Regions from separate parts of the Homo sapiens genome. Here region 2 is linked to region 1. The links are chromatin loops, found by intact Hi-C in ENCODE. Cell type or tissue: psoas muscle. All regions are shown on one strand. Each heading gives the region's core, and the rest is flanking DNA. Links, peaks and the distances in the headings are about the cores only. Region 1 overlaps NKAIN1 (sodium/potassium transporting ATPase interacting 1). Region 2 overlaps SNRNP40 (small nuclear ribonucleoprotein U5 subunit 40).

The links. A loop is a pair of places that touch in the nucleus more often than their neighbours do. Peaks named below come from ENCODE experiments on the same cell type or tissue, not always from the same donor. Only the 100,000 strongest peaks of a DNase experiment are listed, where the experiment ranks them.
Region 2: it touches region 1 in a loop (2.5-fold over the local background); 5 of 110 quality-filtered maps call a loop at or near these places.

What each region holds. Positions count from the first base shown.
Region 1 is chr1:31,179,437-31,191,081 of GRCh38, reverse strand. NKAIN1 (sodium/potassium transporting ATPase interacting 1) reads left to right here. Exons shown (of 7, transcript NM_024522.3): 2 at 2,895-3,032; 3 at 5,755-5,835; 4 at 7,068-7,265; 5 at 8,492-8,552; 6 at 9,141-9,222; 7 at 9,370-11,337. The coding sequence ends at 9,379. Among named protein-coding and RNA genes, the nearest start is that of NKAIN1, 55 kb to the left of the region's middle. RefSeq lists an enhancer at 6,806-7,100 and a silencer at 9,219-9,468. In psoas muscle, for the core only: CTCF peaks have their summits at 5,252 (motif pointing left), 6,946 (motif pointing left), 8,417 (motif pointing right) and 9,449 (motif pointing left); DNase peaks (open chromatin) are centred at 5,202, 8,531, 9,231 and 9,481; H3K4me3 peaks cover 1,210 bases; H3K27ac peaks cover 1,605 bases.
Region 2 is chr1:31,251,186-31,262,830 of GRCh38, reverse strand. SNRNP40 (small nuclear ribonucleoprotein U5 subunit 40) reads left to right here. Exons shown (of 10, transcript NM_004814.3): 9 at 1,199-1,302; 10 at 2,710-3,263. The coding sequence ends at 2,759. Among named protein-coding and RNA genes, the nearest start is that of NKAIN1, 17 kb to the right of the region's middle. In psoas muscle, for the core only: no CTCF peak of the experiment used is centred there; no DNase peak of the experiment used is centred there; H3K27ac peaks cover 4,290 bases.

The sequences.
Region 1 (11,645 bases), core at 3,646-11,645:
TGACCTCAAGTGGTCCGCCGACCTTGGCCTCCCAAAGTGCTGGGATTACAGGCGTGAGCCACTGCGCCCAGCCTTAGGTGGAAATATTTGGCAGGGTGCCTCCTCAGCTGCACCATGAGCCTGGATTGCTCTGTCACAGCCTCCTCCGTCCTCTGATGGAGACCTTCTCCCTTAGGGCCAGGTAACAGCTGAGTCAAGAACATCAAGCTGGACCCCAGAACACCAAGGCTCCCAAGGCCAGGCAGAGTCAGGGTGGAAGGAGGAAGAGTGGAGTGGAGGAAGTGTGGGATAGGAGCAGCAGACAGAGACCGTGGCAGAGGCCCCTGGACAAGCCTGGGGAGTTTCTCCCCCAAGGCCAGCAGCTGATGGAAGTCAAGGCTGGAAGGGCCCTTGGAGATTACCTAGTCCAGTGACTTCCATGCATGGAAGAGGAGCCCCAAACCCAGCGGGGAAAGTGGGCTGCCCAAAGTCACCCAGGAGTCAGAGGCAGACTTCCCACCACAATTTACACCTCTTGACTCCCTTACCAGTGCCAAGATGGGAAAAGGTGGTGCCAAGATGGGACAGGTGGCTGAGAAAGGCCTATTCTGCCACCAACCTGCTGTGTGACCTTGGACAAGTCACTTCCCCTCTCTGAGCCTCATGTTCTCTTTCCTCAAAATGAAATAATGATTCCAGCTCTGCCTTTCTGCCAAGGAGCATCCAGTGAGAGATGAGCTTTACAATCTGCACATCCCTGGGAGGGGAGTCACCGACAAGAGGCAGGCTGGTGCCAAGTGGGTAAATGCCAAGGTTGGGCCTGGCACCACCAGGCTTCCCTCACCACCTTACCCAAGCCTGCAGCTTCCTTGGTCTCTGCCCAAGCCTTGCCATCTGTGTGGTAGCATCAGCTCCACCTCCTCCTGCCTCCCTGCCTGGAAAAAGGCTTCTTATATCTTCTCACTTTATCTGAATATTCCCTCCCCCTCCCCAGCCAGACCCTCTTCTCTCCTCTTCTGTTGTAGTTAGGACTCTTTGTTGCAAATGACAAAAATCAGCAGGACAAGGAGGGAGAACCAGCTTTAGGCATGGCTGTATTCAGAGGCCTGAAAGATGGCTCAGGACATTCCCTTGTGTGTTCAGTCTTCCTCCCACACACACTCTCTCTGTACCTTAGCTATGGCTTTCTCCTCAGGCGGGCCATCCACCTGAGGTGGCCAAGGCAGCCACCAACAGCTCCAAGCTCACACCACACCCATTCAGGTATCCTGGCAGGATAGCAGCTCTGTTCTGATTGTTCCAGCAAATATCTAGGGTGATTCTCAGGGGCAGAGCATGGGGTGAGCGCCTATCCCTAAATTCATCATTGTCTTTGATTATTTGGCTAGACTTGGCTTACCTGCCCACCCCAGAAACTAGAAATGAGTCAGCCCCACTCAAGCCATGTGGACAGAGTGGTAGGAGGTGGTTCTTTAAAGCAAAATTTGGCTGGGCGCAGTGGCTCACGCCTATAATCCCAGCACTTTGGGAGGCTGAGGTGGGTGGATCATTTGAGGTCAGGAGTTCAAGACCAGCCTGGCCAACATGGTGAAACTCTGCCTGTACTAAAAATACAAAAATTAGCTGCGTATGGTGGCAGGTGCCTGTAGTCCCAGCTACTCGGGAGGCTGAGGCAGGAGAATTGCTTGAACCTGGCAGGTGGATGTTGCAGTGAGCTGAGATAGTTCCACTGCACTACAGCCTGGGCGACAGAGCGGGACTCTGTTTAAAAATAATGATAATAAATATTTAGAAATAAAAAATAAACGACCATTTTATTTAGTTCATGATTCTGTGGGTCAGCTGGGAGATTCTTCTGGTCTGGGCTATGTGTCTGTGGTCAGCTAGTGACCCGGGGTGATCTAGCATGGCCTCGCTCACATGGTTGATGGCTGATGGGCTATTAGCCGGGGTGCCTTCGCTCTCCTCCCCGTGGCTTCTCATCCTCCAGCAGGTCAGCTGGGGCTTGTTCACAAGGTGGTCTTGTTATAAGTGAAGCAAGTTGGCAAGCTCCAATGAACGCCGTTTTTTTTTTTTCTTTTCTTTTTTTTGAGACGGGGTCTCACTCTGTCGCCCAGGCTGGAGTGCAGTGGCATGATCTTGGCTCACTGCAACCTCCGCCTGCTGGGCTCAAGAGATTCTCTCACCTAAGCCTCCCGAATAGCTGGGACTACAGGTGCGCACCACCACACCTGGCAATGGTTTGTATTTTTTGTTGAGACGGGGTTTCACCAGGTTGCCCAGACTGGATGCATGCATTTTTCAAGCCTTTTTCAAACATGGTTTGCATTGTGTTTGCCAAAGTCCCTTTAGGCAAAGCAAGTCGCATGGGCAAGCACAGCATTAGTGTGGAAGGGCACTACTGAAGAGCATGGAAATAGGAAGAGGAGGATTCGAGGCCAATTTTGCAATCTATTCCAGCTCCTTCAGGGAAGGGGAGTGAAAAGCATTCCTTCTCTGTAGCCCAGGAATGCCATGGGCCAGGGCAAGCTCCAGATGGGGATCCTTGGAAGAGGTGACTCGGGCTCCAGGACTTCCTTGCCCTCCAAGGCTAGGGGTGGCAGTCTGGATTCTGATCCCACCATCTTCTCCACATGGAGAAGGTGCAGGAGCTTGAGCCGCTAGAGGGAAGGGCCTCCTTGGCAGGGAGGAAGGTGTTCTGAACCCTCACTCCTATCACCTTTCAGCCCACCCCAAAGTGATGATCAGGCTTAAGGACCCCCCAGCATCCCTTTGGTAGTGAAGGACTGGATTGTTCTGAGGCTTATGCCTCATCACCATGGTAACTGGTGCCACCTGCTCCCCAAGGTCAAGCAGGAATCCCTGTCCTTCCCTTTCAGGGGGGTGACAGTGGCCTCAGCCTGTCTCTTCCACAGGTGGCTGCGCTGGAGCGGCAGATCTTTGACTTCCTGGGCTACCAGTGGGCTCCCATCCTAGCCAACTTCCTGCACATCATGGCAGTCATCCTGGGCATCTTTGGCACCGTGCAGTACCGCTCCCGGTACCTCATCCTGGTACGGCTCACCTAGCCCCTTCCCAAGCCAACTCCTCTCCTCACCCCTGCCCACTCCACCCCTCCCTGCTCCTCAAAACCAGAACTGCCCCCCAACACTGGGGCACTGGTCTTGGCTCCACCCAAAACAAGATGGGGTGAATGTGCACAGCCCCATGCTTCTTTGCTCAGAGGAGACAAGGGTTTTTTTTTTCCTGAAGAATTTTTTAGGGAAATAATCCAAATATAAACAAAATGGATCATGTAGTGAGTGCCTGGCACGTGCCAGGCACGCTGCGAAATTTCACATGCTTCATCTCATGTCTACAATAGCCCTGTGAGGTAGATCTTAACAGCTCCATTTTCCAGATGAGGAAACTGAAGCTCAGAAAGGTTGCGAGTCTTCCTAAGGTCACACAGCTAATGAAAGCAAGGCAGGATTAGAACATCAGATCAACAGTGAAGGCTCCTGCTGCGGCACCACACGGCCTCAGGAAGGGGTGGGCGCAAGGACACAGGAGGGATGGGCTTCATCTTATTTAGTTTCTCAAGAAGCTTCAGGAAGGCTTGGCATTTGTCTCTCTTGCCCGATGTACATCAAGGATGTGTTCTGGAGCAGCTAGTGTGGCTTTGAGGTCAGTGCCTCCCTGCACTCCAGCCCCAGGAGTCTGGGTCTCTCTCCTCCTCCCCGACAGCCTCTTCCCAAGTCCTGGTCCCTGATAGTCTCTGTCAAACTCCTGCTTTCAGCTAGATTCACCCATATTCCCTGCTGTTCCTCAGTGACCTCTTCACATGGCTCTCTTGAGGGAAAAGGCTTTTCACTAGATTTACTACATACATGCTTGACACCTACAATCACAATGACATGCAATGTCATGCTGCCTCCAGAGCCCACACACACTCATTCTAGGACTTCTCTCCCCACCTCCACAGGCTCAGTTCCCAGAAGCCAGGTGAACAGGACCCTAACAAGGCTCTCTCTCATCTGACATAAGAGAACACTTCTCTCCAGTTCTCAGGAAAGCCCCAGACACCACTGTCAACAACACTATCTGCCAGGTGACAGCCACTAGAATTGCAGGCACAGGACTTGGGTAGAAGCATCCAGGTCTCAAATCGACCCTAACCTCCTCTCCAGCTCACTACCGTGGGTGGAATGCTGTTCTCCCCAGAGGTGGCCACATTCGGGATGTGGGAAAACTGAGGGGCCCAGGGGCCTCAGTGCTGACCTAGCATTGCTGCTCCAGCATTGCTGCTCCCAGTCCCTCCCATCCCAGCCCTCTCCTTCCAGACAGATGGAAAGATTGCTGGAGCGGGGCACATTGACCTGTGTCATTCAAGTACAATTTATAGAGCAAGGAAGGGAGGGAGGAAAGTGATGGAGTGAGGGCATCCAGGGCCCAGGCTGGACTCCCGTTCTATGCTTGGGGTCTCAGTTTGGTCTGCTCACCCCAGCCTTTCTCCAGGCCCCATCCATGATCCTGCCTCCACCTGCCCTGGTTCCCTTATACCCAGACTCCAGCCACAGCCATGTGAGAAGATGTCACACACATACTCAGGCACAAGGCTGCAGGATAACCTCCTGTCTCTTTTGGTCTAAAGTTCCCAGCATCCACTGCCCTCCAGCCTGGGTGACAGACCAAAATCTTGTCTTAAAAAAAAAAAAAAAAAAAAAAACACAAAAGAATTAAGACTTTTTTTTTTTTTTTGAGACGGAGTTTCGCTCTTGTTGCCCAGGCTGGAGTCCAGTGGCATGATCTCAGCTTACCACAACCTCCACCTCCCAGGTTCAAGTGATTCTCCTTCCTCAGCCTTCCGAGTAGCTGGGATTACAGGCATGTGCCATCATGCCTGGCTAATTTTGTATTTTTAATAGAGACAGGGTTTCTCCATGTTGGTCAGGCTGGTCTCAAACTCCCGACCTCAGGTGATCTGCCCACCTTGGCCTCCCAAAGTGCTGGGATTACAAGCGTGAGCCACTGCGCCTGGCCTCTTTTTTTTTTTTTTTTAAATATGGGTTTTCTCCATATTGCCCAGGCTGGTCTTGAACTCCTGAGCTCAAATGATCTGCCCACCTCAGCCTCCCAAAGTGCTAGGACTACAGGTATGAGCCACTGCACCTGGCCCATTTCCTATAGTCTTAATGGGTTCATCCAGCTATTCTGTGCTAGGCATTGGCATTGCAGTGGTGAGCCAGGCAGTCAGAGTCCTCGCCCTCTAGTGGCTTACCACCTGGAACATGTTTCTGAAAGTGTCATCTGAGTCACAATCTCCTAGGGATTGCTTAAGCAATCCCTTTTAAACATCCCTAGAAATTCAGAATCAGTAGGTCTAGAGGTAGGACCCAAGAATCTGCATTTTTGACAAACATCCTTGAATGATTCCAGTATTCTAGAGACAGCTGGTCTAGAGGATGTTGTTAGCACAGTGGATGGGATTAGCTATCAGAGAACTTGATTTGAGTGGCAGCCCTACCTCCTCCTAGCTGTGTGATCTTAGAAACCTTAAACTTCCTTTCAGTTTTAAGTTAGTTCTCTCTAAAAGAGGGCAGTGCTGACCTTGCAGGGCTGTTGTAAGGCCTGATGGGTGTGTAAATGATTTGTAAGCTACACTGTGCTCTCTGAGTGAGGTATTCTCATAATTTCCCCTGCCCAGATCTCCTCATCCCTGAGCTCTGTCTCCATTGACACTCCCCATCCCCCACTCCCCAGGCCCCACCCTGATCCCACCTCTGCTTTCCCCAGTATGCAGCCTGGCTGGTGCTCTGGGTTGGCTGGAATGCATTTATCATCTGCTTCTACTTGGAGGTTGGACAGCTGTCCCAGGTAAGCCTCAGACCTGGCAGTGCCATAGGGCAGAGCCTGACCATTCCCATCCCCTGCCCTAAGGGTACTGTGGTATAGGACCAGAGCATCATGTCTCGAAGAAGTCTCTCTCTCCTTACATGCCCAAATAATCTGTGTGCCCCATTTCCTACTTACACAATTTATTTCTGGCTTCCTCAAACACAATGATGGAGCAGATAAGGCTGAAGAGCAGTCCATGTGAAGATGAGCCAGGGGTCCCAGTTGATCACAAGCTCAGTAAAAACCAACAGTATGTGGGAGCCCAGAAAGCTACTCTTAGGCCCCGCTAATAGAGGTAGAGTATTCAGAGCAAGGGAGGTGAAAATGCCATGCGCTTTGTAGTGCTTAGACCACAAAGATTTGGGTTAATTCTGATCAATATTTTTCAGAAGGGAAAGAGACTAGTTAGAGTTTGTTCAGGGAAGATTGAGCAGACCAAGAAAGTAGGACTGTTTCGCTTGAATAAGAGCAAGCCCAGAGAGACACAACTTCTATTTTTAGATATAAAAGAGGCAAAATATGTGAATTTAAGAGCATTGGCTTTGTAGTTTGACCCTGCTAGATTCAAATCCCAGCTCTAAAACCTTCTAGCTGTATTACCCTGGGCAAGTGGCTGATCCTCTCTGAGCCCCAGTTTCCTCATCTAGTAAGTGGACATAAGAGCAACTGCAACTTCATGTGGTTGCTGAGGGGATAAAATAAGGTCACACATCTGAGTGCTTGGCCCCTGGTCGGCAGGCAGTGAGTATTTATCTGTTGAATGAGTGACTGCATGGATGGGCACATGGGTACACACCCTGGGTAAGAACTTCTGATCTAGGCCAGCCCCTTCTCCATTTAACAAATGTGGAGACCAAGGCCCCAAAGGAGAGGTTCGCCCAGGGTCGCACACAGGGGGAGCAGTGGAGATACTGAATGGGCTGTTAAGGGGCTGGTACTGAGGATTTCACCTGTGGCTGGGAAATTGTTAATGTTCCTTCCAGCTCTGAAAATTCTGAGGCCCCTGTGAGTCCACACAAACCCCTTCCCATCTCAGTGACAAAAGAGTGAGGCCTGTGTGGTCATTAAGTGCCACCTGTTGGTCAAATATGGACTTGCAGGTGCAGGCTCCCTGAATCCCTTCACCGATCAATATAGTCTTCCTGGGCTGGGGGAGTAGCTCCCCCCTCCCTCTCCCTCACACTCAGTATCCCAGGCCCCTTTGCCCCCAGGACCGGGACTTCATCATGACCTTCAACACATCCCTGCACCGCTCCTGGTGGATGGAGAATGGGCCAGGCTGCCTGGTGACACCTGTTCTGAACTCCCGCCTGGCTCTGGAGGACCACCATGTCATCTCTGTCACTGGCTGCCTGCTTGACTACCCCTACATTGAAGCCCTCAGCAGCGCCCTGCAGATCTTCCTGGCAGTAAGTCCTTCTGTCCCCCACCCTACACACACTTCCCGATCCCTTTCTTTAGCTCTGGTTGAGGGGATGGGTTGGGCGCAGTGGCTCACGCCTGCAATCCCAGCACTTTGGGAGGCCATGGCTGGTGGATCACCTGAGGTCAGGAGTTCAAGACCAGACTGACCAACATGGAGAAACCCCGTCTCTACTAAAAATACAAAATTAGCCAGGCATAGTGGCACATGCCTGTAATCCCAGCTACTCAGGAGGCTGAGGGAGGAGAATTGCTTGAACCCAGGAGGTGGAGGTTGCGGTGAGCCAAGATTGCACCATTGTACTCTAGCCTGGGCAACAAGAGCGAAACTCCATAAAAAAAAAAAAAAAAAAAAAAAAAAAAAAAAGAGGGAATGAACCTAGGTCTTCCGCCTGTCTGTCCTTTTGTCTGGATCTGTTTCCATATCCTGTACCGTCTTCCCTCACCGCTGCCCCAGCCCCTGTGCAGAGTGAACAGGTTTAGTGAGTAGGATGAGGCATCAGACTATGAATCAATCCTGGGTTTAAGTGCTCAATACACCCACTATGTGACTTTGGACAAGTCACCTGCCTTCTCGGAGCTTGTTTCCTTATTCACAAAAAAGAATGACAATACCAGCCTCAGAGTTGTGAGAATAAGAAAGTGACCCCAGTGGGCGTGATGCCTCATGCCTGTGGACCCAGCTACTTGAGAGGTTGAGGCAGGAGGATCACTTGAGCCCAGGAGGTTGAAGCTGAAGTGAGCCATGATTGCAGCACTGCACTACAGCCTGGGTGACAGAGTGAGACCCTGTCTGAAAGAAAGAAGGAAAGGAAGGGAAGGGAAGGGAAGAAAAAAAAAAGAAAGAAAGAAACTCCAAGATAGGAGTAGTTCCTGTTTCTAGAAGGGCCAGCCCTGTCCTAGGCACTTTGTACCCACAAAGTCACATAATCCTCTTTCTTCTTAACAAGCCATAAGGTATTGCCCAAGTCCAAGTGGGAAAACTGAGGCTCAAAGAGGTAAAATGATTACTTGTCTCAAGTTACACTTTCAGAAGAGTTAGACCATGTATGTTTGACTTTAAGGTGAAAACATTTAATTGGAAGTTGTTACGGTTTGCCTTCATCCTGGCATGCCTCCTCCCTTGCCAGTCAGAGCGTACAGGGCCCGGCAGGGGGCGGAGGAAGAGGTTCCCACTCCTCCTTCCTCCCTGACGTGTCATCTCCACTCCCAGCTGTTCGGCTTCGTGTTCGCCTGCTACGTGAGCAAAGTGTTCCTGGAGGAGGAGGACAGCTGTGAGTAAGGCGCCCCTGGGGAAGTGGGGAATCTGGCCCTGCGCCTTCAGCACCCTGGACAGAGGCCTGTGACTGGCCCCGGCGGGAGGGAGCCCAGGGTCGGCCACGGGCCCCTTTCGAGGGGAAGAGGCGGCTGGTATGGAAGGCTCTGCATACCAGCCCGTTCCAGGCTGGGGTCCAGACGTCCAGGTGCCCAGTCCCTGGCCCCAGCACCCCCTTTCCCCAATCTCGCCCCACCCCATCAGAGGTCTTGTCCCGTTTAGAGGCTCTAGCCCCGCCCCTGAGAGCCTTCTCTCCCATAGGACTGCCCGGCCTCCCAGGCCCAAGCCTTAAGGACTGGGGCCTGACCCTCAGCTGGCCCGGCCTCGCCGCCTCCAGACCCCCAGAGGCCCATCCCTCAGGGTCCAGCCGAAGCCCCGCCCCAGGCCCTGCACGGGGTCTGACCCTCGCCCCTCCCCTCCTCATGGCTTCTCTGGCTCCGCTTCCTAGGGTGGGAGTCCTGCCCTCAGATTCTTCCCCTTCAGGACCCAGTCTCCCTCTCCTCGCCCCCGCCGCCGATCCCTAACATGCGCCGCCCCTCTTCCGCAGTTGACTTCATCGGCGGCTTTGACTCCTACGGATACCAGGCGCCCCAGAAGACGTCGCATTTACAGCTGCAGCCTCTGTACACGTGGGTCACGGCCCCCTGCTGGCTTGGGGAGGCCTGGGCGTCGGGGTTGCGAAAAGGAGGGGATGGAGGAGTGGGCAGGGCAACCGGGTCTCTCCGCCCCCATACTTTTGGGATCCACTCTCCCTAACCTGCCTTTGTTTCCCGCAGGTCGGGGTAGCCTCTGCCCCGCGCCCACCCCGGCGCCTCGCCCTGGGCTGACCGCAGCTGCCGCGAGCTCGGGCCAAGGCGCAGGCGTGTCCCCCTGGTGGCCCGCGCGCTCACTGCAGCCTGTGCCCAACCCCGCGTCTGCATCTGGAGATGCGGACTTGGACGTGGACTTGGACTTGGACTTGGATTTGAGCTTGGCTCTTCGCAGCCCGGACTTCGGAGGAGTGGGGCGGGGCGGGGGAGGGGCACCACGGGTTTTTTGTTTTTTGTTTGTTTGTTTTTAATCTCAGCCTTGGCGTGAGCTGGGGCCTTCCTCTCTTCTCCAGCCTCTCCCTTTCACTCTTCACCCAGCATCCTGCCCCCCTGTCCAAAAACAGCAGGACATCAGACCCATCCCATCCCACCACACTCACTCACCAGCTCTGGGGAAAGCTACTGTGAACTAGGAGCAGGATTCCTGGGTTCTAATCGCAGGTCCATCACTGACTGTGACGTCTAGCAAAGCCCTTGCCCTCTCTGAGCCTCGGTTTCCGCACCTCAAGTAATTAATCCCTTAGCAAATGGACTCTTTTAGACTTCTCATTTAACTCAATTCCCTGAGCTAGACTGGGATTAAAATTCTCATTTTGCAGTACATTAAAACTGAGGCCCAGAGATGTGATTTGCTTGAGGCCACACAGCTAGATTTTTGGTGGAAGTGGGCCTTGAACACAGTGTACTTTCTGCAGTTTCTGACTGTAAAACCCAGTGTCTGCTCTCTGAGTTCCATTTCCAAGCCCCCCTCCATCTTGGACCTATGTGGTCTCCACCATATTCACACACCACCACCACCACTTGCCAATGCCTCTCTTAAAGCAATATACCCATTCGTTCTCTTATTGGGAACTGGATGGATGAAGCCCCAAATTCAGCCCCACCCACAGAGAAGCCTTCCTACACTCAGCCTCTGTCCACCCTTGGCAAATCTTTCAAGCTCTCTCCTCCAGGAAAGTGGGGCCCCAACTCAGTCACTCCACCCCCTTCCAGGTCCCTGAGGCTGGTTCTACTGTATCCCCATCACCTCCACAACTCCACTCACCCCTGACGGCTCCATCCACCTCACCAGTTGGAAGGCTTGTGGTTTCAGAGAGGAGCAATGCTGGTCAGCGCTGCCCAGACTCCAGTGTTTACAGATCACCAGCATTTACAACCAATCCAATGGCCAGAAGCCTCCTCTAACAAGCCCAGAAGGAGTTCTGAAGGGGCAGATGGGGGTGTGAGTAGTCGGGGAGTCGGGATTGCCAGCACCCTCACCCTTCCTTGGGGGCAAGTAGAGGTGAGAACACTTTCCCCACCTCCCTCCACAGACACTCCTGAGGACGCTGCATCCCACGCACTGCCTGGTGCGTCCATAGAGAGAGGATCAGGTCTCAGCATTTCATCTGTGAAAGAGGCATGGCCCTGGGTTAGAAAGGAGGGCAGGAGACATGGAGGAACTGGGGGGCACCCAGATGGTGCAGATGGTTTGCACACCTGAGCCTGTCTGTGGTGACCATTCCGCTCCTCTCCCACTACCCTCCAATCTATCATTCCCTACTCTCTAAGGCCAAAATATCCTGAGCAAGGCTGGCAACCCCACCCCACCATCCCAAATGCAAGCAGCCAGGCCCAGGAGTTCCTCTGGCCCCCACAGGCATGGAGCTCCCAGCTGGTGGGTACAGCTTGAGAGGGGGGCAGCTCCCTCAGGCTAAGCTACTGCCCTTCACTGGGCCAGCCCTGCCTCCAGCCCTCACCTCTCTCACCCCAACTCTCCCCCAAGCCCCTTTCTACTCAACGGGTGTAGCCACTGGTGCTTTGAAGCCTTTTGTTTTTATAAGATGGTTTTTGCAAGGGGACCAGGTTCTCTTTTCACTGGGACCTTGCAAGGAGGGGAGTGCTCTCCTGGTTTCTGTGCAGGCGGGTTGATTAAAGATGGTGTTTTCTTCTCTATCTTCCTGTCCTGCCCATTGGGTCTATAGAACTTTCTAAGTGAGAAGTCCCTGCATGAGGGCAGGCAGGAATGATTTGATGTTGATGTTATCAAATATTCCTGGGGTGGCCAGGCACGGTGGCTCATGCCTGTAATCCCAACACTTTTGAAGGCTGAGGTGGGCAGATCACGCGAGGTCAGGAGTTTGAGACCAGCCTGGCCAACATGATGAAACCCTGTCTCTACTAAAAATACAAAAATTAGGCAGGGCCGGGAGGCTGAGGAAGGAGAATCACTTGAACTTGGGATGCAGAGGTGGAGTGAGCTC
Region 2 (11,645 bases), core at 2,067-10,066, 73 kb before region 1:
TACCATGTTGTCCAAGCTGGTCTCAAGCTCCTGAGCTCAAGCCTTGGCCCCCCAAAGTGCTAGGATTACAGATGTGAGCCACCATGCCCAGCCTCATAATTTTTTTTAATGACAAATAAAAATTTTGTCTTCCTAAGAACATTCTCTAATAAGCTCTTTTTTTTTGAAGAGTTCTAATTTTAGTTACGCCGTTGATGAACTGTATTGCCTTGGAAACGTCACTGTGCCCCAGTTTTCTTATCTCTAAAATAAGGAGTTTAGAGAAGCTGATTTCTTTTTTCTCCTCTTTTTTTTTTTTTTTTTTTTTTTGGAGATGGAGTCTCACTCTGTCACCCAGGCTAGAGGGCAGTGCCACGGTCTCAGCTCACTGCAACCTCCACCTCCCAGGTTCAGGCAATTCTCCTGCCTCAGCCTCCCGAGTAGTTGGGATTACAGGCACACGCTACCACTCCTGGCTAATTTTTTGTATTTTTAGTAGAGACTGGGTTTCACCTTGTTGGCCAGGCTGGTCTCAAACTCCAGACCTAAGACGATCCACGCACCTCGGCCTCCCAAAGTGTTGGGAGTACAGGCATGAGCCACCACTCCCAGCCTAGACAAGCTGATTTCTCTTGGCCCCTTCCCATTCTAGAATTCAGTATTCCTTCTGCCTGTTAATTCAATGGAAAAGTTGGCTCAAGTGAGTATTAGGTTAGCAAACACTATAAATATTTTATATACCAGACACTTCCTGTCCCTTCTCAGGTCTCTGTTTGAATACAGTACTAAAAAGTTCATCTGGATCAGCAGCCTAGGCTCCCACCCTGCCATGAGTTGGGTTACCTTTTAGATTTCCTGGATGAGTATGAAGTTAACTGTAGCCTAATTATACTAGACACTCTGAAAAAGGTTTTTGTGTGATGTCTGCAGGAAAAACTTTCTTTTCTTCCCTGTGGTGTTTCCCATTTCAGAAGCTTGTATTCAAACATGCCAGTCATGCTTATATTTTTAGTTATTCTTATTTCTCCACCCCATTGCTCAAGAGGTGAGTCCATGTCTTATTCAAACTCTGTGTTCCTAGTTTCTAAAAGCCAGAACATGGTTCAGTAAATGTAAGGTAAGTAAATAATTGTTGCTTCCATTTCCTTTAAAAAGCCATGCCTCTGTCCTACCCCCAGCTCTAAGAGGACTTACCCTTGCTTTTCATGATACCTTACAGGTTTGTTTATGTGTGGGATACCACAAGCAGGAGAATATTGTATAAGCTGCCCGGCCATGCTGGCTCCATCAATGAAGTGGCTTTCCACCCTGATGAGCCCATCAGTAAGTCTGTCCCAACGAGGGGGAAAGGGAAACTGGAAATCTCCCCGTAGGGATCCTGGGAATAGAGAGTCAAAAGCGGGTATCTGTTTTATACGAATTTCCATGCAAACAGCCTTTGGGTGTTTTTGTTGTTGTTGTTGTTGGTTTTTTTGTTGTTGGGTTTTGTTTTGTTTTGTTTTTGAGACAGTGTCTCGCTGTTTTGCCCAGGTTGGAGCAATGGTGCAATCTTGGCTCACTGCAACCTCTGCCTCCTGGGTTCAAGCAGTTCTCCTGCCTCAGCCTCCCAAGCAGCTGGGATTACAGGCACCCACCACCATGCCCAGCTAATTTTTTTTTTTTTTTGTATTTTTAGTAGAGACGGGGTTTCACCGCATTGGTCAGGGTGGTCACGAACTCCTGACGTCCAGTAATCCACCCGCCTCAGCCTCCCAAAGTGCTGGGATTACAGGTGTGAGCCACTGTGCCCAGCTGCAAACAGTCTTTATGTGGGTATCAATGTCAGTCTCACCATTGCTCATAAGTGGTGAGAGTAAGAGCAATGCTCCATTTTCTTCTTGATCTCAAAGGGAAGTTGGTAAGTCTAATTTTTTTTTAAATTTACTTCCATCAAGTCTGTTTCAATGATGTATTTGATTAAAAGAAAGATACTTTTTTTTTTTTTTTTTGAGACAGAGTCTCACTCTTGTCGCCCAGGCTGGAGTGCAGTGGCACGATCTCGGCTCACTGCAACCTCTGCCTTCCCAGGTTCAAGCGATTCTCCTGCCTCAGCCTCCCAAGTAGCTGGGACTACAGGCACCCACCACCACACCTGCCTAATTTTTGTGTTTTTAGTAGAGACGAGGTTTCACCATGTTGGCCAGGCTGGTCTCAAACTCCTGACCTCTGGTAATCCACCCGCCTCAGCTTCCCAAAGTGCTGGGATTACAGATGTGAGCCACTGCGCCCGGCCAAGAATGATACTTTTTAATATTTAGATATAAATTTCAGCTTAAAATTTTTTGGCTGGCTAAACCAAATAATTTCAGCCTTGAATTAAAGGAGAAACTGTAACTTTCTCCAGGGCTAAGTATAACAAGCAGAAGCACATTTACAAAATGACTGGCACAGCCATAGATTCCTCTCTTCTAGAATGACTGGGAAAGTCTTTTTCTTGGGGTTTGACTGACAAGGGATGTCAGTATTTAGTGTCTGATAATGTATTTCCCATAGTACAGTCATCCTCATGATATTAGAGGACTTGGATTGAAAAGCCAGGCTACAATTTCCTGTGGATGGTGTTTAGGAGGGGAATTTAAGCTAAGTCCAATTGCTCTTTTATACCAGAATTGGCTCTTGACACAAGAGCCCTTGAGCACCAAGTCTCCTTGAGCCTTCATTATTTCTAGTTATCTGTTCTTTTTACCTCAGTTATCTCAGCATCGAGTGACAAGAGACTGTATATGGGAGAGATTCAGTGAAGATATGGACTGGAAGACTCCAAGGCCGCTTGTCTTTGAGACCTCAGACTGCATAAGTGATGCCAAATGTTGGATGTCCAGGCTAGCACCCTCCCTTCAGATGACCATTGCTAGCAAGAAACAGGAGGCGGTGGCCATATTCCAAAAACCACTTCTGTCCCATTTCACCAGGATGACTAAGGCAAGCTCCCTGTGGCCTCTAAAAACCACCTGCCAGATTTCAGGGACTGTTTTTTTTTTTCTTTTTCTTTTTTCCTGTTTTCTAATGCAGGCCCAATGTGACAAATTTGTTGGTTGGGATTTTTTTTTTTTTTTTGTAACTGGCTTGTATGATATTTTCTTTCTGTATTTCTCTATATCATTTTGTATTAAAAGCCAAATAGATGCCTTTTTACAAGAGCCATGTGGATTGGATTTATTGCTGTCTTTTTTTTGAGGCTTGATTGCTATAAATCAGAATAGAGCATGATGTGGCCACAGAATACAATTCATTTAAACTTCCAAGAAGCTGCTCACTTGTTTTTTTTTCCCCCCTTTTCTGTGTTTTTAGGTTTACTTACTTCCATGAAAATGACAAAGAATAATTATCAGTAACAATACTTTTTTCCTACTAGAAGGATAGCAGCCAGGAGGTGATAAATAAGTTCTAAAAGAACCTGGTTTTGCCAGACGCGGTGGCTCATGCCTGTAATCCCAGCACTTTGGGAGGCCAAGGCAGGCGGATCACCTGAGGTCGGGAGTTCAAGACCAGCCTGGCCAACATGATGAAACCCCGTCTCTACTAAAAACACAAAAATTAGCTGGGTGTGGTGATGCACATCTGTAATCCCAGCTACTCGGGAGGCTGAGGCAAGAGACTCACTTGAACCTGGGAGGCGGAGGTTGCAGTGAGCTGAGATTGCGCCACTGTACTCCAGCCTGGGCGACAGAGCAAGACTCTGTCTCAAAAAAAAAAAAAAAAAAGAACCTGGTTTTGTGTACTTGCATCTGATCTTTAATGAACAGAGCCCGTATTTACTCTGCCTCCTGCCAAAAGAACTTTTCTGAGCAGCATTCTCTATTCTCAGGCTCCTGAAAGTGGGCAGATTTGGGGCAGTCTTAGCTGGTAGAAATGACATTGCCCAGAATGCTGCATCAAACTCAACTCAAATGGAATGTGAGAATGTTTGGGTGCAACTTAACCGTGACATTATCTGAGACATCTTTATGATTCTGTTTACTTGTCTGGCTTTGCATAAACAGACAGGGACATTAAGAAATGCTATTACTTTCCTCCTACCACTAAGACAGGTTACTGTCTCCCTGGATCACTGGGTGACAACACCCAGCACACAGATAGACACTAGTGAATCTCATCTGGCACTGGGGAGTAGAATGTGTTTTTTCTGAATCTCTTATCTCAGAACAAAGAGATCTTCACAGTTCTAACCTGTTCTGAGCATGTTTGGTTGTATACTTTTGGCTCACAAACCTGAATCATCTATTTATCTTAAGTTAGAGAGAGGATATCTACCCTGGGTTTGGGGCATCATCATTCAACAAACACATCAACCCCTATTACGTGGCAGGCATGACCATTGTTGCTGAAGACAGAGATAAATAAGGTACTGTCCTTGCCATCTTGAGAAGTGCACACACCAGTAGAAAAAACCGTCTCAAATTCATTACTTTTTTAAGTGAGCATATGCCAAAGATTTATACAACTCATCAATGAAGGAACCAGCAGGATGGTAAAGCTTTCAAACCAATTACTTTTAATACAGTGAATAACGTTTGAATAAAGTGCACTGGAAACACAGGAGTAAACAATTTATTTTGCCTTGGAGCATTTAGGAAGTTTCACAGATGATGTGATTATGCTTAGATTGGGACTTGGAGGATGAGTAGGGCTTGCCAGGTGGACAAAGAACATGTGCCTTTCAGGAAACAGCAGGCACAAGCTTGAAAGTGTGGCACATTTTATAAACCAGAAGAACTTGAGGATGATTAGAGTTGGGGAGCAGCAAACAGTAAAGTTACAGAACTGAAAGCCAAATCTGAGAAAGCTTGTACTTCATGTACGTGATCCATAGGTTGAGGTTTCCCAAAGTGCATTGCACAGAACACTGTTTTTCAGATAGTTTGTTAGATATTTTGGGGCATAAAGATCCCATGCTCAAGACCAGGTTAAATAAAGTGAAGCCAGTTTATTTACTGCAGGACTGTTTAGAGCCTTTAATATACATAGTATGGTAGAATCTCCAAAGGGAATAGTGACTTTCAGATTTCTGGTCTGAGCAATATATATATATGGTTATGCCTTTAACCAGGAGAAATTTGGACAAAGGTAGTATGCAAGCTGCTTTTCACACCTCCAGCAGTATCACTGAACACTCCCTAATAATCCTTTTTAAGCACCAGGTCCACATACAGGTAGAACATCTGTCTTGGTCCATTTTGCATTGCTACAAAGAAACATCTGAGGCTGAGTAACTTAGAAGTTTATTGAGCTCACAGTTCTGCAGGCTGTACAAAAAGGGTGGCACTAGCATCTGTTTCTGGTGAGGACCTCAGGAAGTTTCCAGTCATAGTGGAAGGCAGAGGGGGAGCAGATGTATCACATGGCAAGAGAAGGAGCAAGAGAGGAGGAGATGTGCCATGCACTTATAAATAACCCATGAAAACTCTACCACAAGGAGGGCATCAAGCCATTCATGAGGAATACACCCCCTTGACCCAAATACCTCCACCTAGGCCCTGCCTCCAACATCGGGCATCAAATTTCAGCATGAGATTTGGAGGGAACAACTATCCAAACTATATCAGCATCCCTAATCCAAAATCCTAAATGCTCCAGAATTTAAACTTTGAGGGCCCATATGATGCCACAAGTGGAAGATCCCACACTTAATCTCATGTGACAGGTCGCAGTCAAAACTTTGTTTCAGCTGGACACTGGCTCACACCTATAATCCCAACACTTTGGAAGGTTGAGGTGGGAGGTTCACTTGAGCCCAGGAGTTTGAGACCAGCCTGGGCAATATAGCAAGACCTCATCTCTACAAATAATTTAAAAGTTAGCCAGATGTGGTGGCACACACCTGTGGTCCCAGCTACTTGGAAGATTGAGGTGAGAATCGCTTGACCCCAGGGGATCAAGGCTGCAGTGAGCTATGACCATGCCACTGCACTCCAGCATGGGTGACAGAATGAGACCCCATCTCCAAAAAAAAAATAACTTGGTTTCATGCACAAACTATTTAAAATATTTTACAAAATTATCAGGCTATGTGTATATGAAACAAATGAATTTTGTGTTTAGACTTGGGTCCCAAGATATCTCATTATATATATGCAAGTATTCAGAAATTGGGTGCAATGAGTCATGCCTGTAATCCCAGCACTTTGGGACGCCAAGGCGAGAAGATTGCTTGAGCCCAGGATTGCTTGAGATCAGCCTGGACAACATGGCAAAACCCTGTCTTTACAAAAAATACAAAAATTATCCAGGTGTGGTGGCATGCACCTATAGTCTCAGCTACCTGGGAGGCTGAGGTGGAAAGATTGCTTGAGCACAGTGGGTGGAGGCTGCAGTGACCCAAGATCCTGCCATTGCACTCCAGCCTGGGTGAGAGTGAGATCCTGTCTCAAAAAAAAATAGTAAAATCCAAAATCTATAACACTTATGGTCTCAAGTATTTTGGATAAGGGATATTCAACCTGTACTTGAAAACCGGTCCAGTCCCTTCCACCCACCCTCATCTTTTCTTGGGTTGGAATACAACAGGGCTTCAACCTTGACACTGCCCTTTTAAAAGCCTACCAATCCCTTGAGAAGTTGGCAGTGATTGGGAAGAGCCAAGACCCTGGAGACTGTGAGGGCTTTCCTCTAACCTCAGCTTCTTCAGTCCCCCCTCAGGTGCCTTCTTCAAGAGGCTGGGTAGAAGCCATTAGCAGGAAATAGCAGCACCATTTAGAATTTGAAGAAAATAGAAGCCCCAGCCTGGGGAATAAAGATTTGCGTATAAAAGATCCCCAGAGGGTGCAGATTGTATTCTCACTTTGGGAGAGAGAGATTGCTCCCGAATGAGTAATGGCATCCCTGATTTTCAGTTAATTTCCCTTTATGACTTCCACAATCTCTAGCACTTAATACTGTTGGCACTTAAAGAGCCAAATTTCTTTTTTGCTGCGTGGCTGAGTTTTGTGGGTTGAATTTTTAGGGAGGCAGATTTTCAGGTTATTTTTCCTTTTTTTTTTTTTTGGCCTCCCTGATATAATAACTACCTTTTCTCCTAGTCAGTAGCCCTAATCCCGTTCAGTCCCAACCCCCTAAACAGTTTATTTACAGGCCAGCCCATCAGAACAAAAATTGGTACTGTCTTCCCTCACCTACTTCCCCTGGTTGTTCAGGGATGGTCGATCCCTTTTCAGGTTAGAGAAGCTAATCCCTGAAGACCTTCATGGGCCTAGTGAAGTTATGCAAGGATGAGTCCTGTAGGGAAGCAGATCCAAGCCTCCAGACGTTGTCTTCTATTTCAAGTAAATAGGTAATAGGCAGAGTTGCTGGTTTCAAAGACAAGAACAATCTTTTTCAGGGATTGGATCTAATAAGCTAGAAAGAACAGGTAAAGGCTTATCAGAGTTGCTTCTTCACAACAAAACTATTTGCTTCTTACTAATAGACTAGAGTCTGCCGCTTACTAACATCTCAAAGTAGAAGAATGGGAAACTGAGGTAAAAGAGAGCTCTGAGCAATTTGGAGCCGTAGGCAGTTGAGCCTTAAAGAAAGGTTGTCAGGCCATTTGGGTTAGGACAGGATTGCTTTTTCCAAGAGTCTTTGGGGCTTGACAGCTGATGTCCCAGGAAGAGGGAGGAGCCTGACTTAAAATGGACAGCCCTGTTCCTGTGGAACCAAATGATGCCAGGTCTGAGCTCTTAGCCTCTTAGCCTGCCCTTTGATCAATTGTCTGTGAACCCCAGACACATAATGATGCTCCTCTGAAAGAAGCCTGCATGGATGGCCATCCTCTGCATCAAGCCCGGGGATGTTCCAAACTCTTTCTTCTAGGCTTCAACTTCTTTTCTTCAATTGACACTGCAACCCACCTAGACTCTTGCATTCTTTTTTAACTTAGATCTTCTAGAGCAGTGCTTCTCAATCTTAGGCAATTTTGCCTCCCAGGGAACAATTTGACAATGTCTGGAGCTATCTAGAGGGGTGCTACAGACATATAAGTGGGTAGAGGCCAGAGATGCTCAAAGAATTAACTGCTTTAGGATGTCATGAGTGATGCTTTTGAGAAATCCTGCTCTAGAGCAGTGATTCTCAAAGTGGGGTCCTGGATCAACAGCATCCACAACTTGAGAACTTCCTGGAAGTACAGTTTCTAGTGCCCCACCAAGGCCTGCCAATTAAATCAGAATCTCTGGCCGGGCGCGGTGGCTCACGCCTGTAATCCCAGCACTTTGGGAGGCTGAGGCGGGCGGATCACGAGGTCAGGAGATAGAGACCATCCTGGCTAACACGGTGAAACCCCGTCTCTATTAAAAAATACAAAAAATTAGCCGGGTGTGGTGGCGGGTGCCTGTAGTCCCAGCTACTCGGGAGGCTGAGGCAGGAGAATGGCATGAATCTGGGAGGCGGAGCTTGCAGTGAGCCGAGATTGCGCCACTGCACTCCAGCCTGGGTGACACAGCAAGACTCTGTCTCAAAAAAAAAAAACAAAAAACTATCCTGGCTAACACGGTGAAACCCTGTCTCTACTAAAAATACAAAAAAATTAGCCAGGCGCGGTGGCAGGCGCCTGTAGTCCCAGCTACTCGGGAGGCTGAGGCAGGAGAATGGCATGAACCTGGGAGTGGGGCTTGCAGTGAGCCAAGATCGTGCCACTGCACTCCAGCCTGGGCGACAGAGCCAGACTCCGTCTCAAAAAAAAAGTTAATTAAAATAAATAAATAAAATAAATCAGAATCTCTGAGGTGGACATCAGATTTTAAAGCCTCCTGAGGTGATTCCAGTGTGCAGTCAAGGCTGAGAACACTGGTGCTGGCCATGGCTAGAACTATAGTCAGGAGGGCAGCATAAAGCCAAGTTAACTTCTCCTTCAAGAAATTTTGGGGGAGTAAAGTGTTCAGTAGTCTGTGTTTTAGCAAGCCATCTGGGAGATTCTGGTGCAAGTTTGAGAACCACTGTTCTACAGGCTCGGAAAGTTTTAATCTTTCCTAGGAGAGTGCTAGAGCCTTGTCCTGTTTACTTATTAATAGTTGTCCTTGGCCAGGCATGGTGGTTCACCCCTGTAATCCCCGCACTTTGGGAGGCTGAGGCGGGCGGATCACCTGAGGTCGGGAGTTTGAGACCACCCTGACCAACATGGAGAAACCCCATCTCTACTAAAAATACAGAATTAGCCAGGCATGGTGGCAGATGCCTGTAATCCCGCTACTCGAGAGGCTGAGGCAGGAGAGTTGCTTGAACCGGGAGGCAAAGGTTGCAGTGAGCCGAGATCGCGCCATTGCACTCCAGCCTGGGCAACAAGAGCGAAACTCTGTCTTAAAAAAAAAAAAGACAAAAAAAAAGTTGTCCTTGGCCAGGCCCCAGTGGCTCACACCTGTAATCTTAGCACTTTGCAAGGCCAAAGTGGGAGGATCACTTGAGCCGAGGAGTTCAAGACCAGCCTGGGCAACAAAGCAAGACCCCCATCTCTACAAAAAAATTTAAAAAAATTAGCTGAACGTGGTGGCATGCACCTGTAGCCCCAGCTGCTTGGGAGCTGAGGTGGGAGAATCACCTGAGCCCAGGAGGTTGAGGTTGCAGTGACCCGTGTTTGCGCTACTACACTCCAGCCTGGATGATAGAACGAGATAGTCTCAAAAAAAATTATTTGTAATTTTTAATCTTTTTAAAAAGAAATTTTACCTTGAATCTCTGATCCTCCAACTTTTTACTTAAAAATTTTCAAATACAGGCCAGGCGCAGTGGCTCACGCCTGTAATCCCAGCACTTTGGGAGGCTGAGGCAGGCAGATCACAAGGTCAGGAGATCGAGACTACGGTGAAACCCTGTCTCTACTAAAAATACAAAAATTAGCCGGGCGCGGTGGCGGGCACCTGTAGTCCCAGCTACTCGGGAGGCTGAGGCAGGAGAATGGCGTGAACCCAGCAGGCGGAGCTTGCAGTGAGCTGAGATTGTGCCACTGTACTCTAGCCTGTGTGACAGAGCGAGACTCCTTCTCAAAAAAAAAAAATTTCAAATATAAAAATTGAGAGACTAATGTACTGAACATCTGTATGCCACCTAGATTCAATAATTCAAAATCTTTTCACTGTCACACACATGTATGTACACACATACATATTTGACTTTCACTGGCCATTGAAAGTAAGATGCAGACGTACTCCATAATAATTTTCTTTTCTTTTCTTTTCTTTTTTTTTTTTTTTTTTTTGAGACGGAGTTTCACTCTTGTTGCCCAGGCTGGAGTGCAGTGGTACAATCTTGGCTCATTGCAACCTCCGCCTCCCATGTTCAAGCGATTCCCCCGCCTCAGCCTCCCGAGTAGATGGGACTACAGGCACGTGCCACCACGCCCAGGTGATTTTTTGTATTTTAGTAGAGATGGGGTTTCACCATGTTGGCCAGGATGGTCTTGATCTCCTGATATTGTGATCCACCCACCTCAGCCTCCCAAAGTGCTGGGATTACAGGTGAAAGCCACTGCGCCCGACCCTAATTTTCTTTTTTTTTTAAGATAGGGTCTTGCTTTGTTGCCCAGACTGGACTTGAACTCTTGGGATCAAGCAAGTCTCCCATCTCAACCTCCTTAGTACCTGAGGCTACAGGTGAACACCACCACACTGAGCTCAAACATCATAATTCTTTACTCCCAAATATTCTTAAATTAATATATATAATATATTATATATATGTTATATATATTGTGTATATATGTTATATATATATTGTGTATATATGTTATATATATTGTGTATATATGTTATATATATATTGTGTATATATATGTTATATATATATTGTGTATATATATGTTATATATATAGTGTGTATATATATATATATGTTATATATATAGTGTGTATATATATATATATATATTCCAGTAAGCATCTCCTAGGAATGTTCTCTATTACCATACCTCAGAAGATTAAAAACAATTTCCTAATACCATCTAATGATCATACCAGCACCAAAAATGTCTTATAGCTATTTTTCAATCAAAGATCTATCAAGTTTTATATTTTGGCTATTCTTTCTAGTGTCTCAATCTGGAACAGTCCCCTGACCTTTTTTCCCAGTGAAATTGACTATTTAAAAGTATGTGGACCAGGCGCGGTGGCTCACGCCTGTAATCTTAGCACTTTGGGAGGCCAAGGCAGGTGGATCATTTGAGGTCAGGAGTTCGTGACCAGCCTGGCCAACATGGTGAAACCCCGTCTCTACTAAAAATACAAAAATTAGACAGGCGTGGTGGCATGCACCTGTAATCCCAGCTACTCTGGAGACTGAGGCAGGAGAATCGCTTGAGCCTGGAAGGCGGAGGTTGCGGTGAGCCAAGATCATGCCACTGCACTCTGGTGGGCGAGAGAGTGAGACTCTGTCTCAAAAAATAAATAAATAGGCCGGGTGCGGTGGCTCACGCCTGTAATCCCAGCACTTTGGGAGGCCGAGGCGGGCGGATCACGAGGTCAGGAAATCGAGACCATCCTGGCTAATACGATGAAACCCCGTCTCTACTAAAAAATACAAAAATTGAGCCAGGCATGGTGGCAGGCACCTGTAGTCCCAGCTACTCGGGAGGCTGAAGCAGGAGAATGGTGTGCACCCAGGAGGCGGAGCTTGCGGTGAGCAGAGATCGCGCCACTGCACTCCAGCCTGGGTGACAGAGC